Linked DNA regions of Mus musculus: region 1 is linked to region 2. A link is a contact called in ENCODE Hi-C or POLR2A ChIA-PET data. All regions are on one chromosome and are shown on one strand. The core of a region is the stretch at or near the end of the contact, and the rest is flanking DNA. Distances in the headings are between cores, read along the strand shown. Region 1 holds the start of Stard5 (StAR-related lipid transfer (START) domain containing 5). Region 2 holds the start of Mex3b (mex3 RNA binding family member B).

What was found. Hi-C counts contacts between places; a loop is a spot of excess contacts on that map. ChIA-PET counts read pairs that join two places held with the same protein, here RNA polymerase II (POLR2A).
Region 1: a map of heart shows a loop between it and region 2 (2.9-fold over the local background). The contact joins the promoter of Stard5 here to the promoter of Mex3b in region 2. A Hi-C loop is called at or near these places in 5 of 37 maps with a recorded cell type or tissue (T-helper 17 cell, heart and regulatory T cell). POLR2A ChIA-PET finds 5 or more read pairs at or near these places in 1 of 5 experiments (Patski).

Annotation. Positions count from the first base shown.
Region 1 is chr7:83,630,764-83,633,476 of GRCm38, forward strand. Stard5 (StAR-related lipid transfer (START) domain containing 5) reads left to right here and starts at 1,254. Exons shown (of 6, transcript NM_023377.4): 1 at 1,254-1,376; 2 at 1,973-2,022; 3 at 2,367-2,499. The coding sequence starts at 1,278. It overlaps Gm16638 (predicted gene, 16638), which reads right to left and starts at 1,078. Exons shown (of 4, transcript NR_166697.1): 1 at 3-1,078.
Region 2 is chr7:82,866,057-82,868,944 of GRCm38, forward strand. It overlaps Mex3b (mex3 RNA binding family member B), which reads left to right and starts at 1,277. Exons shown (of 2, transcript NM_175366.3): 1 at 1,277-1,871; 2 at 2,700-2,888. The coding sequence starts at 1,595. Gm36584 (a long non-coding RNA gene) reads right to left here and starts at 1,240. Exons shown (of 5, transcript XR_003946820.1): 1 at 1-1,240.

The DNA of each region.
Region 1 (2,713 bases), core at 4-2,503, 760 kb after region 2:
ACCTTTAAAGTACGGCAGAGTGAACCATCTATTTTATGACTCTCAGAAGAATTCACATGCTCTTCTTCATGGACTCTTCACAGTAGCCCAGGGAGATACATGTTATTATAACATTTCACGTCTGTGAAAATCTCAAAGATGTTTAGAGTCCTGCCCAAACCTACATAGTCAATATTGGGACTGGAGCTCCAGGTGCCCAATTGCTTTCCCAGCCAGCCAGCCCCTCTTTTCTTCCAAAGGGGACTTTCAAGTCACATCCTTCCTTGTCTTTGGAGGAAATAATGGAGAGGTTACAAACAATCAGTTGGAAATAGGCTTGAAGAGGAGAGAACCTGGGCTGCTCTTACAGAGGGGATACCAGTCCACACTCTCCCACGGGCCTGGTTGCCTCTGTGTTCAGAAGTTGCCAATAGTCTGCTTATTTATTTGCCTATTTAATGATGCTGGGATAGGGCACATGCTGGGTGAGCATGCTACTATTGCACTATGTCACTAGCCCTCTTTCTACTTCTTTTATTTTGAGCTGCTGGCCTCATTAAATTTCCCAGGCAGACCTTTAATGAGTGGTCTTCCTGCTTCCATGTCCAGAATCTGGATTATATCTCTCAAGGGAAAGCTGAGGTCTCCACCTGGCGTCAATGCATAGTGCTGTCTGCTGGATATGTATATCTATCAAGAGCTCCCTGGGTGTCTAGAACTAAATAGATCTGACATTGGTTTCAGCTTCTTCCTCCACCCATTCGAAGTTGTCTCTTCCTTTACTCAGAAAAGGCATTTAGCTACTCAAGGGGGAAAAATAAAATAAAATAAAATTGGGAATCGCTTCGGTTTCTGTTATCAGAAGCAGACATTCCTGTGCAGGCCTCCTGAACTGACACTGGTGTGTACCCCTCCTGCCTACCTCCACCTCCGGCCGGCTCCTCCACATTCTCCGGGCCACCCTGCAGAATCCCACTACGAAGTTGTTTGCACGGTTTCACTGGGGGCCGAAAGCACCTCAGCACCAAGGGGTAAACATCCAAACTCCTTAAGCTAGCTGGTTCCTGCCTCTGCCCAAAGCCTGCAGTGGCGGAGAAGGAGCTGCCTGAGACCCGCCCAGAGATGACGCTTACTGCGCAGGGCGGGCCAATATCAAGAAAGGACGGAATTGTCTGAGAGCGAAAACCAATTCAGAAAGAGAGGCGGAGCTCGGGGCGGGGCTCCAGGCTCCGCCCAAGGCCCAGCTTTCCTCCCAGCAGAACCTGTGTGGCACAGCTGGGAGCCTGCACGTTGGCGGAATGGACCCGTCCTGGGCCACGCAAGAGAGTGAGGCGGTGGCAGAGAAGGTGCTCCGGTACCGGCGGGACGCGTCGGGCTGGAAGAAGTGTCGGGAAGGCGTGAGTGAGGGACTGGGCGGGAAAAGGGGTCTGGAGACTGCTCGCAGGGTTTGGAGTCCTCCAAACTCCTAGGCTTCTCCTCTCCCCGAGATTATCCGCACCCTGGACCCCAGAGGTGGGTTGAGAAACTGATTCCACTGCGGGTTGATGCTCTCTGGGACTCCTGGAGGTCTCTGCCCCTTTCATTTCGAAACCCACTCAAGGTCATCTGACTGCTAGGAGGTTAGGATTGGATCTGAAACTCCAAGTACCAAGTCTTTCCTCCGTTCATTGTTGCACAATCCCTCTCCCAGGGAGTGACAGGGAAATAGTTTCCTTCCTTGGCGCTTCTGATTTAAAAAAAAAAAAAAAAAAAAAAAAGCCTTAAATTGCTTGAGAAAACAAAAAGTTCTTGGTGGCATTAAGGCGACTGGAGAGACTCCCACAGCTCCAGGAATCAGCCAGCCAGGATCGCTCTGCTCATCGCCTGCAGTAGGGGGCAGTTACCCCAACTGTGCCAGGAACAGGTTGGGTGACCTTGGGGAATCAAGTCTTGAGATCTCCTCTCCAAGACTTCCTCTAGCTCTAAAATTCTACAATCCTATGCCTTTTGACAGAATGGAGTTTCAATTTCCTGGAGGCCATCTGAGGAGTTTCCAGGGAATCTGTAAGTGCGCACTTTTAACAAAGTCTGTCAGAACCTTACTCCCGTCCTGGTGTCTCTGGGGTTGCATCATGAAAGATACCAATCCGCCCCAGCCTTCTGTGATCACTAGTTACCTTCCAGAAAAGCATTAGCTTGTGTTTTGAATCGTTTCTAGCAAGCTGTGTTCTGTGAGGACTTTGTACCTGTTTGTTTATGCAGGCTAGAGGGGAGATGGGCTAGCATATTTTAGGCCGTTTTCTGTCAGCAAGTCCTAGAACCAGAACAAAAATGTAATAGACCTGAGATAAAATCCTAAGATAAACAAGTTTAATTGACTCGGTGGATCAAATTCCTCTCCATTCTAGGTACCGAGGAGAAGGGATTCTGTGTGGGACACCAGAAGAGGTGTGGGATTGCATAAAGCCAGTTGCTTCGGGCCTCCGGGAGAAGTGGGATGATAATGTGAGCAGCTTTGAAATTGTCCAGAGCATCACGGATGTAAGTGTCTCTGGCTGTGTTATCTGTAGTGTCTTGTCTTGCTGCAACACCCCGACCCCACCTCTCTGAAGAGGGATCTATAACATCTGTAGGCAAGAGGAGTGCCATGCAGACGAGTCCAGCCTTGTCCCTGGCAGGAAACAATGTGTCTCTGAGAGACTAAGAAACCCTCAGCAGAATCTACAGACTATAGCTGAGGAATTGCAGGGCAAGG
Region 2 (2,888 bases), core at 27-2,526:
GGCCCGCCCCTCAAAACCTCCTTTCTTTTCGCTTGCGCTCGGAGGCTATCGGTGGAGAAGCCAGGAGGGGGCGCAGTTCGCCTTGGCCGCCCGCTAGTCCTGTCGCACCCTTCCTCCGCCGCCTCCCCCAACCCGAGAAGCGCACAAAGAGCGCCAGGCCCGACCACACACCTCCCGGCGGGGCCGGGCTGGGCGGAGGGCGGGGCCGGCGCGCTCTGGGCTCCTCTCAGGCACTGCGCATGCCTGACCGCAGGGAGGGGCGGGCCTGGGAGCGGCGGGCGCGCACGCCCTCACTGTTCCCGGGCAGTGTAGGGCTGGCGTCCCGGCAGTGGGCGCGCGGCGCTCGTGCGCGTGTGGGAGCCCGCGGGGTCTCAGTCCGCGCGCCAGGCATGTGCGGGACCCTAGAGGTCACCTGCAGCGGTGCGGGTCGGGCCCTTTCTGCAACCGGTTTCTGGTTTTGGCATTCGTTCTTTCAGGGCCACTTGGGCAAAGTGCTACCCAAGGGGACGGAAATGTGAGCGCGCGCGCGAGTGGCAGTGTGGGCGGGCGTGTCTTTTGTGTGGCGTGCGCTCCCGCGCAGGTGGGCAGCTCGCGCCCAGCAGTCACAATACCAATGGGGCCCAGGATCTCGAGCCTTTGGTTCCGCGTCCCAGGGTTGGGCCGCCCTGTGGTACAGATACCTTGTACAGTATACCGTCCACCTAGTGGTCGCGTCGGCTCCAGGGATGCTTTATTTGGGGGCAGTAACGGGACTTTAGAAGGACCGCTCTTTGGAGCTTGGCGGCTGGCATCACAGTTGGGCGCCTTTTCTTCTCAACCTGGAGAGGAAAGAGACTTGAGGACAGTGGTTGTCCTCGGCTGATAGGTACATATAAATGTCCCGAGCCAGCCGGTCCCGCATTAGACAACAAAGAGAGGCGTTCGCGGCGGCGGCGGGGGAGGGGCGCGGCCGGGAGGAGGCCGGGGCGGGCTGCGGCGAGCTCGATGGGGGTGGCGCTGGCTCCGCTCTCTCAGCCCCGGCCTCCGCCCGCCCCCGGCCTGGCGCGCGCCAATCGCCTCCCCCAGCGATAGTGTCAGTAGCATTGTAGTGTCAGCTCCCGCCGGTGACGTTGCGCCTCCCTCGTCCCCCTCCGGAGCCGTCTGGCTGCAGAGGCTCAGTCAAGAGGCGGGTAGGAGAGGAGGAAAAAGCGCTGAGTGAGGGCGGGCGGGAGGGAGGGAGGGAGGGAGTGGAGGAGCCGGGGAGGGGCTCCTTAAAGAAACGCTGCTGTCGCTCGCCTGTTCGCTTTGCGCTCGGCATTGTGGCCAGCCAGCCGGGCACTCGGGGGGCACGCGCGGCCGCCGCTCGAGCTCTGCCCCCACCCCAACCGCCAGCAGATCTGGGGTGGGGACCCAGGCGGGGGCTCTTGCAGCCACTGCCCGGTGCGGATTGCACGCAGAGACCCACTCCTCCGAGCGCCGAAAAACGAGCCACGGAGCCCTCCGCAGCCGACCGGCCTCCCCGCCCCTGACTGCCGGCTTCCCGGCTGCCTTTGTGGCTGCACCTTCTAGCTGCCGAGCAGAGAGCCGGCTGGGGCGCGGCGCGCACGGCGGAGCGATGCCCAGCTCGCTGTTTGCAGACCTGGAGCGCAACGGCAGCGGCGGCGGCGGGGGAGGCGGCGGCGGGGGAGGCGGCGGTGGCAGCGGCGGGGGAGAGACTCTGGATGACCAAAGAGCCCTGCAGCTTGCGCTCGATCAGCTCTCCCTGTTGGGACTGGACAGTGATGAGGGCGCCTCTTTGTACGACAGCGAACCGCGCAAGAAGAGCGTGAACATGACCGAGTGCGTGCCGGTACCCAGTTCCGAACACGTCGCGGAGATCGTAGGGAGGCAAGGTGGGTCCGGCAGGGATGGGGACCGGAGGGGTGTGTAGGATCTCCGCCACCGCCTCACTGTGAGGGCGGGTGCAGGAACGGGAGCTGTGGCGCGGGGGAGCCTTGGGGAGGGAGGAAGAGCCGCGCGATGGGCCGGCGCACTAGACAAAGAAAGTGCAGGCAGGCTGTCTTCCACAGCGGCGCCAGTGCCGCGGCGGGATGCACTTTCTCCTGCTAAAATCACTGCCTTTTCCTCTAGTGCTCCAGACTTAGTCCACTCTAGGAAAGATGTTTAAAATATAATATACTGGGGGAGGGGACCTCTGGTGGTCCTTTGGGAGGGGGCAGTATGGGGGGGGGTCGTCCGAAGGGATGAGGATTCGGGATTTCTGCAAAGCGGAATGGAATAGAGTCCAGGGAAGGAACAATGGGTCCCAGGACTGCCATTCTCTTAACCCCACCCCTAGTCCTCCAGAGTCTAGGGATCGCGGCTTCCCGGGAGCCCCTGGTCTTCAAGGCAATCAGTGTGCTCAGTTGGATACCAGCAGCATCCCCCTAGATGACTTTTCTGGGGTTCTGCGCTTTGCTTGGGACGACTGCAGTTACCGGGGGAGGGCCAGGCAGCCAATGGGCTATTTATTCCTCGAGCGTTTCGAGGACAGAACCGGCGGTCCAGCTCCTAGCGCGGTTCGGGGTCAGCGAGGGAGACGCCCCCTTTCTCTGGTCGCGTGTTCTGCTGCCCAGCTGCCTTGGGCGCGGGCTGTCCCGGGTCTCCGCGGTTATCCTGGGATAATGGGCGTGTCTCTTTCTCTATTTCTCCTACTCCCTCCCTTGAACCCTGGCTTCCAGGTTGTAAAATCAAAGCTTTGAGGGCGAAGACCAACACTTACATCAAGACCCCAGTTCGCGGGGAGGAGCCTGTCTTTGTTGTGACGGGCAGGAAGGAGGATGTGGCTATGGCTCGGAGGGAGATCATCTCTGCCGCAGAGCACTTCTCCATGATCCGAGCCTCTCGTAACAAGAACACGGCTCTCAACG